2 separate regions of the Homo sapiens genome follow, and region 1 is linked to region 2. A link is a loop called in an ENCODE intact Hi-C map of the cell type or tissue named here. Cell type or tissue: endothelial cell of umbilical vein. All regions are shown on one strand. Each heading gives the region's core, and the rest is flanking DNA. Links, peaks and the distances in the headings are about the cores only.

The links. Peaks named below come from ENCODE experiments on the same cell type or tissue, not always from the same donor. Only the 100,000 strongest peaks of a DNase experiment are listed, where the experiment ranks them.
Region 1: it touches region 2 in a loop (1.8-fold over the local background); 1 of 110 quality-filtered maps calls a loop at or near these places.

What each region holds. Positions count from the first base shown.
Region 1 is chr12:27,459,389-27,464,775 of GRCh38, reverse strand. All of the region lies in intron 1 of SMCO2 (single-pass membrane protein with coiled-coil domains 2), which reads right to left. Among named protein-coding and RNA genes, the nearest start is that of SMCO2, 15 kb to the right of the region's middle. In endothelial cell of umbilical vein, for the core only: no CTCF peak of the experiment used is centred there; DNase peaks (open chromatin) are centred at 2,405 and 3,925; H3K4me3 peaks cover 254 bases; H3K27ac peaks cover 3,650 bases.
Region 2 is chr12:27,616,350-27,621,736 of GRCh38, reverse strand. All of the region lies in intron 2 of PPFIBP1 (PPFIB scaffold protein 1), which reads right to left. Among named protein-coding and RNA genes, the nearest start is that of REP15, 77 kb to the left of the region's middle. In endothelial cell of umbilical vein, for the core only: no CTCF peak of the experiment used is centred there; a DNase peak (open chromatin) is centred at 2,296; H3K27ac peaks cover 3,105 bases.

The DNA of each region.
Region 1 (5,387 bases), core at 163-5,162, 160 kb after region 2:
TGCTGGGATTACAGGCGTGAGCCACCACGCCCAGACTTTTTTTTTTTTTTTTTTTTTTTGAGACAGGGTCTTTTTCTGTTGCCCAGGCTGGAGTTCAGTGGCACAATCACTGCTCATTGCAGGTTCGACCTCCTGGGCTCAAGCCATCTTCCCACCTCAGCCTCCCGAGTAGCTGGGACTGCAAGCATGCGCCACCACACCCGGCTAACTTTTGTATCTTTTTGCTTTTTGTAGAGACAGGTTCTCACCATGTTGCCCAGGCTGGTCTCGAACTCCTAGGCTCAAGCAATCCTCCTGCCTCAGCCTCCCAAAGAGCCAGGATTATAGAGATGAGTCATTGCGCCCGGCCTCTTCTGAGTCTCTGGTTAACTCCAAAATATATGGGCCCCAACAGCTGGTTTCTGTCTTCCTCAGCTCCTTCCCACTCTGCCAGCCCCTGAATGCTGCCAGCTCCCTCTGTGGGCGGTGACCTCGCCTCTGCCTTACTGCACTGATCAAGGCCAGCTGATGAGAATCTTCTCTCCACTGCCAAACAACTCCTGTGTGCAGCCTTTTTTCCATTCAAAATATTCCCGTGTTTTCCCTCATCATCTCCCACTCCCCTTCTATCTCAGAGAAAGCATGTGTGCACTCTCTTTCCTAAGGCTCCCTTCGTTCAGACCCTTGTTGGTTTTTGGGGATTCTATTCCATTAGTTATAAACGCTGTTCGCAATTTCAAAACCTCTGCTTGAGTGCCTCTGCTGGGATTCCACTGGGAGCTCCCAATTTCTTTGAGGAAACAGATGTATAAGTATACTTCTGACATCCTCAGGCTCTGCCTCCGCACTGTTGCTTTGCTTCTGTATTAAAACCTGCTTCTGTTTTCTCTCTTTTAGGAAAAAATGATTTCTTCACTCTGCATTTGGGCTGCCATCTTATCTCTCTCCTTCTTTTTAATAAAGATTTCTCAGGATTTCTCACGACACATTGCATATTACATATTCATATTTTAACTGCTTGTGGTATGGCTTGTTGATTACAAGGTTTTGTTGGTTTGTTTGTTTGCTTATTTTCATAGTTTGAGAGCTGTTAGTCATCCAATTTCCGTGGTGGGTTGGGAACAGTGCATTTGTTTCTCGCACTTATTTGACCCCAGAGCCTTTTCTGTGCTCAAAGCATTGTGCTTCATGGATTGTGCTTTGGTAAGCCCTTTTCAAAGATTATAGAGAAGCCTGGCACGGTGGCTCACACCTGTAATCCCAGCACTTCGGGAGGCTGAGGCGGGCAGATCACTTGAGGTCAGGAGTTTGAGACCAGCCTGGCCAACGTGGTGAAACCCCGTCTCTACTAAAAACACACAAAAATTAGCCGGACGTGGTGGTGGGCACCTGTAATCCCAGCTACTCTGGAAGCTGAGGCAGGAGAATTGCTTGAACCCTGGAGGCAGAGGCTGCAGTGAGCCGAGATCATGCCACTGCACTCCAGCCTGGGCAACACAAGCGAGACTCTGTCTCAAAAAATAAAGAAAGACATAAAGAAATAAAGATGGTAGAGAACCTAAGTGAAGTTCCCAGCCTACGGGAAGAATCACAAACAGCAGCACCCACAAACACAGGGCATCCTCATAGTCGCATCTTGGATCTCGTGACCTTGACCTTGACAGCTTTCCTGAGCCACCTCTTCTCATCCAGTGATGTAACCTCTTGGTGCTGCAGAAACAGACTTCGTCCCAGGCCGGCAGCTGGCTCTAACCCCAACATCTGCTCCACTCCAGCAGGAGGGATGGTGTAGTCCCAGCTTGTCCCACCTGCCAGCCACCAGGCCACCCCCTGCTCAATGAGTCCTGAGACGTGACACTTAAGAAGGATATGGGATCCCAGAGAAAACCCTAAGCCCTAAATGTGTTAGCAAAAGGCTTCGCCGAGGGCCCAGAGATTTCAGGAAGTAAACTTAGAGGGGAGTAAATATGTGTTGATTTATATTCCCACAGGAATCTAAACCTTTTAATGAGTACCTTTCCCTGGAGGGGTTTGTAATATTTTAATTTACTCTCAATTACTATTGTGAAACTAGTAGTTAAGTAGGCTACTCTGGTTTGAATGTGCCTCTTTTTAAACTGTGCCAGTACAGACAGATATCTGCACACTACTGAATACCTCCGAGCTTCACTTCTGTCATTAATAAAATGGGGAAACAATAGCTACCTTGCAGCTTACTGTAGGTATGCAGTGGCTTTATTGTACATAAAGCTCCTGGAACAGAGTAGGCATTAAAAAGAGAAATGACTGTCTGGAGGAGTCAAATACATAAAACCTCAGGCGGCGAAGATTTTGACCTCCGGGAGAAAGAGAATATTATTCATTGTACATCTGGGAAGTCCCTGGCTTCTAGCCCGTTAGTAAAATGATAAAATCACTGTTTTTAAGGAAATTGAGTTCAAAGAAAGAAAAAGAAAGGGAGTAAGGGGGAGGGAGAGAAACTGTGTCATTTCCTATGATAGTAAAGAAAGTTCTTGGAAGCTGAAACTCTCCCGTTAGACTCTAAGCAAGAGTGATGTCAGAGCTGGAACTATAGAAATTGTTAGCACGTCGAATGAACGAAATTAGGGCAGGTAGTTCCTACAGGGCTTCATAGATATTTAGGAAAAAAACATCATTGTGAAATCCCCTTACGTGGTGGTAATAGCAACCTCATCTCTATTACCAAATGTTCATCAGTTACAAATCTAAGGCTCTGCGCTAAGTAAGGCAGAGGATAAAAGGATGTCCAAACAGTCTTTAACTTCAGTTTAGATAAAGATAAATAACAACAATAGTTAGTAGCATGCTGACTGCAAATAATGGTTTATGTAAGTGCTACAGGATTGTAGAGAAACCATTATGGAAAGAATGCCTACAGAAGGGTAGCCTGGATTTTCTAATACTTTCCAAGAGCTTCACACAGTAAAAGAGACCTGAATCAAATATTGTTCTGATGAATGAAGAAGAGGGAAGAAAGATTTCCAGGGAAGGGGAGCTTTCTTAAATGCCAAGGCAAGGGATTTAAAGTTATCTAGAAGTTGAGGAAAAGAAAGTTTGTCTGACAAATCGTATTGTATGAAAGTAATTGTAATTCAATGAATGTTTTAACCAATTAAACAGAAGAGAAGGCAATGGTGGAAGACACATTTATATAAGTAAATATTCATCGTCATATCTATACAGCCAACTCTCCTTATCCGTGGGTTCTGTGGATCCAAAATATTTTAAACGTTACCCTAAGCGAACTAACACAGAAACAGAAAACCAAATACTGCATGCTCTTACCTGTAAGTGGGAGCTAAACATTGAGTACACATGAACACAAAGGAGGGAACAACAGACGCTGGGGACTACTTGAAGGTGGAGGGCTGGAGGAGGAGGAGGATTGAAAAACTACCTATTGAGTACTATGCTATTACCTCGATGATGAAATAATCTGTACACCAAACCCCCGTGACATGCAATTTACCTGCGTAACAAACCTGCACATGTACTCCTGAACCTAAAAGCTAAAAAATATCTTCAACAATATAAAATAACAATACAACAATAAAATAATAAAAGTTTAAGAACAATACAATATAATATTGACATAGCATTTACATTGTCTTAGGTATTAGAAGTAATCTGGAACTGATTTAAAGTATACATAGGAGGATGTGCATAGGTTATATGCAAATACTACACCATTTTATATCAGGCACGTGAACATGCGGGGTGGTTTCTGGATTTCAGAAAGGAGGAAAGAAAAGGGAAAAAGACAGGAAGGCAGGCAAGCACACTGGCAGAAGGGAGCTAGTGAGGATTTCTGTGCCAGGACTGACTTGGTCATATCATGCCCTTGCACAGAAACCGTGTCTTCCTTTCTGAAACCTGGCTTGAAATTGATGTCAGGACATGGTTTCTGGGCTGTTGGAAAAGGAAGCAGTGGTTTCTGGGCACTGGTGTGGGTTTTCCAAGATAAGCCCTGTGAGTCTCATTTCCTTTCCTTTGCATAACAGAGCTAAGGCTTTTGTAGAACAGTCAAACCTTGAAGAACACGGGTTTGAACTGCGAGAGTCCACTTATATGAGGGTTTTTGAAAATAAAAGTTACCCCGAGTGTGCCTGCCTCTCCTGCCTTCCCTTCCACGTCCTCCACCTCTTCTGCCTCTGCCACCCCTGAGACAGCAAGACCAACCCCCGGCTTCTCCTCCTCAGTCTACTCAACCTGACGATCACAAGGATGAAGACCTTTATGACTCACCTTTATGATTCACTTCCAACATAGTAAATATGTTTTCTCTTCCTTATGATTTTCTTTATGACATTTTCTTTTCACTAGCTTACTTTACTGTAAAAATATGGTATATAATACAAATAACGTACAAAATCTGTGTTAATTTACTGATTATGTAATTGATAAGGCTTCTGGTCTACAGGTGGCTATTAGTAGTTAAGTTTTGGGGAGTCGAAAGTTATACCTGGATTTTTGACTGTGTGTGGGGTTGGTGCCCCTAACCCCGGCATTGTGCAAGGGTCAACTCTTATTTATTAAGTACCAATAACTGTCCTAAACACCTTGCATATATTAACTCATTTAATTCTCAAAATAGTCTCATGTGGTTGCTATCATTGTCTCCATTTTACAGATAAAGATGGTCTCACAGAAAAGTCACGCAGCTGGGAATTGGTAATACATGTTACATATGATTTAGATCTAATTTTAAAAATAGTTAAAATTAATTTTAGATTTGTGGTATTTAATTTCAAGGCAGATGAGAACTTGTGATAGGTTTATGCTACTTATTTCCCAATATGTATTCTCCCTTTTGCTGTCATAACAGAATCCTGAGGTTTTAGCCCAATGCGTGCCTGCACAGAAAAAAAACACATTTTCCTGCCTCTTTTTCATCTCCAGGTGACTAAATTCTGGACAATGTGAGTTAGGTGGAAGTGTATGGGCAACTTAAAATGAGAGGCATGCCCTGTGTTCCCCTTCTCCTGCTCACTGGTGGGGATGTGAGGATGTGAGTGTGATGGCTTGAGCAGCTATTTTGGGCAATGAGGAAGCCCACACCCTAAATGATACCCCATTGGGATAGGAGAGCTGACAGCTGAAAGAATCACGGTCCCTGTCCAAATCATGAATATTTATTTATTTATTTTAACTTTTATTTTTGGTTCCGGGGTACATGTGCAGATTTGTTATATAGGTAAATTGTGTGTCACAGAGGTTGTGTGTACAGGTTATTTTGTCACCCAGGTAATAAGCATAGTACCTGATAGGTAGTTTTTGATCCCCACCTTCTTCCCATCCTGCACCCTGAAGTAGTTCTCAGTCTGTTGTTCCCCTGTTTGTACCCATATGTACTTGATGTTTAGCTCCCACTTGTAAGTGAGAACATG
Region 2 (5,387 bases), core at 81-5,080:
TAATCTTATAAACTCAACAGTTTGTCTTGTAGGTAATTTCTGTTGGTTTCTATTCCAACTGGGTGTCAGTTACACTCTTGGCCATACAGTAAGAGGAATGCCAACACTGCTTGTTCCTTTATAGCATACGTGCTCCTGGCCAGAATTACCAGTTTTCGGCTGTGGGAGAAGAGAAATGAAAACCAGAGCCCTGAAACTTCAAAATATATTCTTAACATTGTTATTTCCTATTACAATATTAAGAGACATATGGAAAATTTGTACAATTAACGAATACTGAGCCAAATACTAAGGGGTAATGTAATGCTTTTCAAATTATTCATATTTCAGTTCTGAGTGAATAGCACTAATTGCTGGCTGAAGGGAGGAGTAATGAGAAGGAGGAAAGTAAAGCCAAAAATTATTCCCCAACCCAGGAGTTGGCAAACTATGACCTATGGTCAAATCTAGCCCACTGCCTGTTTTTATAAAGTTTCTTTGGAACACAGTCACATTCATTCGTTTACGTATCATCTATGGTGGCTTTCATGCCACAACAGCAAAGTTGAGTAGTTGTAACTCACGAAGCCTAAAATATTTACTATCTGGCTCTTTGCAGAAAATGTTTCCAGCCCCTTCCCTAACCTACCTTATCCTACAGCCTCCTGAAAGTGCACAGACTCTTCTCTCATTCACCCATTGATTACACAATATTTATTAAGTACCTACTGCATATCAGGCACTATTCTAAGTGATGAAGGTACAGTAGTGAAGAAAAAGAAAGAAAATAGAAGAGGAAAAAAAGTAAAAAGTTGTTGCTCTGATGGCGCATACATTGTAACGGCAAGAAACCACAAAAAATAAACAGTTTAAATATATAGCAGGTGAGAAGGTGATTGATAAGTGTTATGGGAAAAATAACGAAGCAAGCAAGAGGAATAACATTAACATTAGCTTACTCTGTACCGGGCACTGTTTTTAGTGCTTTTCATATATCAATTCAATTAATCCTTACAATAACCCTAAGGACACAATACTTATCCCCACTTTATTGGTGATCAAACTGAGGCACAGAAAGTGATCAAACTGAGGCACCAAGTCACACAGCTAGAAAATGATGTGAAGTCAGACAGTCTGGCAGCAGAGCGCATCCTCTTAATTATATACCGTGCCAGCTCTTTGTGCAGAAAGGGAATGGCAGGCACTTAAAAGTTTTGATCAGATAATCATGGAAGGCCCCACTGATAAAGTGACATTGATTAAAACCTTGAAGAAAGTGAAGGGAGAAAGTCACAGAAATATCTGAGAAGAGCTTCCAGGGAGAAACAACAGTAAATGCAAAGGCCCCTAGAAGGGAGAGCTTCATGTAGTTGATGTTTGAGGTTAGTGGGCCGGAAGCTGGTGAGCCAGAGGGTTAGTAGGGAATGTGGTCCCAGAGGCACAGAAGGCGTGGTGGGAGTGGTGGGGTAGTGGAATCTGGGGCCTCCATGGCAGCCAGGCTTTGACTTCAATTGAGCATGGAGATGGAAGGCCACTGGAGGGTTCTGAGCCAAGGAATGACATGATCTGATTTCTGTTTTAAGAAGTATCCTTCCTAAGAACACACTGCAGGGGTGACAGAGGTAGAAGCAAGAACAGTCAGAAAACAACTGCAACAATTCAGATGAGAGGTGTTCTATTGGTGGCTCGGGTCAGGGTGTGAGCAGTAGAGATGGTGATGGGACACTAGCTATGTATGTATGTGTGAATACACACATAGTAAATATGTGCGTGTATATATATGTAAATATATATATAAAATGTATGTATGTGTGAATACACATATAGTAAATATATATGTATATATATAAACGCATATTGCTATATATTCTGAATACAAAATGTATATTACTATACATATTAGGATGCATTACACATATGAATTAAGTTATAATTTAGAGAGTGAAATGCACAGATCTTTACTGCACAGTTTGATGTGTTCTGACAAATACATACACCTATGTAACATACCCCTAACAAAGACAGCAACGTTTCTATTGCCCTGTGTATATTTTTGATGTAAATGCCAACAGAACTGGATATAGCATTTGGGAGAAAGGACAAACTCAAGACTATGGCCTAAGCCATAGGAGGATGGAGTGGCCATTTACTGAGGCAACTAACTGCCCACTCTCAACTTCTGAGTATGACAGCATTTCCCTCATCCATCAAAGGAAGGAAACAGGAGGAACTATAAAAATATCTTCTGGGTGAGTCATTACCCTGTCATCCTTTACACTGAAATTTGATGAAATACAGCCAGCCCTCCATATCTGTGGGTGCATCATCAGTGGATTCAAAGAACTATGAATAGAAAATATTTGAAAAAAAAATGTGTCTGTGACTAAACATTTACAGACTTTTTCTTGTCATTATTCCCTAAACAACACAACAAAGATTTACCTAGCATTTATATTGTATTGGGTGTTATAAGTAATCTAGTGATGATTTAAAGTATACAGGAGGATATTCTTACGTTATAGGCAAATTCGATGCCATTTTATATCAGGGACTTGAGCATCTCTGGATTTTGATATCTGTGGGAGGTCGTGGGACCAACTCCCCGTGGATACCCAGTGACGGCTGTGCCTGGATCTCGTATATAAAAACTGAATGTCATGGCAGAATACTCAAGGAAGATTACCGCATCATCAAGTACTCCTATAGCACTTGTCTCTCCCCACACCCATTCTCTCTCAGCCTCTGTTACCAAGTACCATATGGAACCACTGGTTATCTCTAATAGATGTTATACTTGGCTAAGGAAAAAGTGTATCTCTGGCAAGCAGCCTCACTTAACCAGGTCCTTGGAATGTTGTCTCTACTAGATCGAGCTTTTTAAGGACTAAAGACCCACTCTTAAAATTTCTCTATCAAGTCTATGGCAATGAAAAGAGGCAGATTCTGTAAAATATTTTGAAGAGATTTATTCTGAGCCAAACATGAGTGACCAACAGCCTGTGACACAGCCCTCAGGAGATCCTGAGAACATGTGCCCAAGGTGGTCAGGCTACAACTTGCTTTTATACATTTTAGGGAGACGTGAGGCATCAATTGATACATGTAAGATCTACATTGGTTCAGTCCAGAAAGGGAGCACAATTTGGGGGAGGGAGGTTGGTTAGTTCCAGATTATAGGTAGATTCAATGAATTTCTGATTGGCAATTGGTTGAAAAAGTTGTTATTATCTAAAGACTTACTATCAATAGAAAGGGATGTCTGGGTTAAGATGAGGGGTTGTGGAGACCAAGGTTTTATCATGCAGATAAAGCCTCCAGGTAGGAAGCTTCAGAGAATAGATTGTCAATGTTTCTTATCAGACTTTAAAAGATTATTCTATCAGTAATTCCAAAAAGGAAGAGGGAATAATGAGTCATGTTGGGCTCCCCCTTCCCATCACGGCCTAAACTAGTTTTTCGGGTTAACTTTGGAATGCCCTTGGCCGAGAGGAGGGGTCCATTCAGGTGGTTGGAATTTTATTTTTGGTTTACACTTACCATGGTGATCATGAAATAAATAACAACTATTTGTATCCATCAAAACAAAACTATTCCTTTATCATCACCAAACATGCTTTGCAGTACTGCATAGGAAAGAATAGAATATTAATGGACTTGTTAGACTCTGACTCTTTCATGTCTTAGAGAATCAACTTAGATTTTGTTTTCATTTCAATAAAAGTTCTGACAACCCGTAACTTTCAGGAGAGAGGGAATGAGGGAGGCAGAGAAGCAGAAGAGAGTAAATGTGTTGAGTTGTCTTGACAGGAACTTGAAAACTTGCTTTTACCACAGCTACATGTTGAATGACGTGGGCAGGACTACTAAATGATCAATATAGTCAGGATTTTCCATATTTTACTATGTCTCATAGGACTAGTGCTCCAAAGTGACATGAATAAATTTATACATTTACTCATATACATACATATATATAGTCAGCCCTCTGTATCCATGAATTTCATATCTATGAATTTAACCAACCACAGATTTAAAATATTCAAATAAAAAAAGAAATTTAAAAATACAGTAGAGCAACTATTTATATAGCATTTGCATTGTAGTAGGTATTCTAAGTAATATAGAGATGATTTAACATATACGGGAGGATGTGTGAAGGTTATAGGCAAATACTACATCATTTCATATAAGGAACTTGAGCCGCTATGGATTTTTGGGATCCTCAGGAGATCCTAGAACCAATCCTCCATGGATACCAAGGGACAATTGTACTTTATTCACAAAGTATTTCTCATTTACCTACCATGTACCAGAAACTGATCTAGGAACTGAGGAGCTTCCATTTGATTGACCGTCTCCAATTCTGTATTTGCTTCCAATTAAGTCCATCTTGTGGACCAGGTGAAGGGATCCCACCTGCCAAGAGACATACCTTTTCCCTAGCTAAGTACAGCATCTGCCTTATTTTTAAGTGGCACCTCGAAACTTGAGTATTCTAAGTGATCGGGGTATACATTCTACTTAATGGGGTGTTTATTTGAGCCTAAAAACAAGGCTGCGGAACAACATACTTTTCAAATTTTTGGTATTTATGCCACCTCTATTGGATGTCTTTGAATTATCTTCATATAAGGATGCTTCAATTCCTGCCCTCCGTTAAAGAATAATAGAGTGTTAAAAATTTATTTTTCCACATGAAACATCTTGCTGCCTCTTGATTTAGCTGTACCAAGCACAGCCAGAGGAAGTTGAGTTGGCTCCACTTCAAATGCCTGCTGTCTAATCTTGACTGGGCACTTAATGTTACTCAAGAATCCTTTTATCCATCATTAGTTCCCTCCCTGTCACATTTCTCATAATGGCTGTCTCTAAAAATTCCTATAAAACTCTCCCCTAACCTGTTCCTATTCCTCCAACACTTAATCTCAGCAGATTACTCCAGATCCCCCCACACTGAGAATCTCAAAGCCAATCCTGGGGAACCCTCTATCTAAAGCTCCTTTGTAGACTTGCTTGTCTGTTCTTGGCCCCTGGCCTTCCATCACAGGAAGAGTCTCCGCCCTTTTATTCTTGATCTCATGCCAAGCTTTCAGACAATTATTCCTTCACTCTTTTACATCTTCAATCTCTTCCATTCCTCTGTTTCGTTCTGCTAAACTAAGAAATATGTTGAAAACCTTCTGGATCTAAAAATCCCAGCCCCAAACAAACAAAAAACACTCCCAGACACTTCCCTCACCCTTCCTGTGTTACGATCCAGTGCTTACTCTCCACAATGATGCCCTTGGAATGAGTAGTCACACAGTCTGCTCCACGGTCCCCTCCAATCTGGCTGCCACCTGAACATCACCCCCAAAATGCCATCAAAGATCATCATCTCTTGAAGAGATTACAGGGCTACAAAGTAG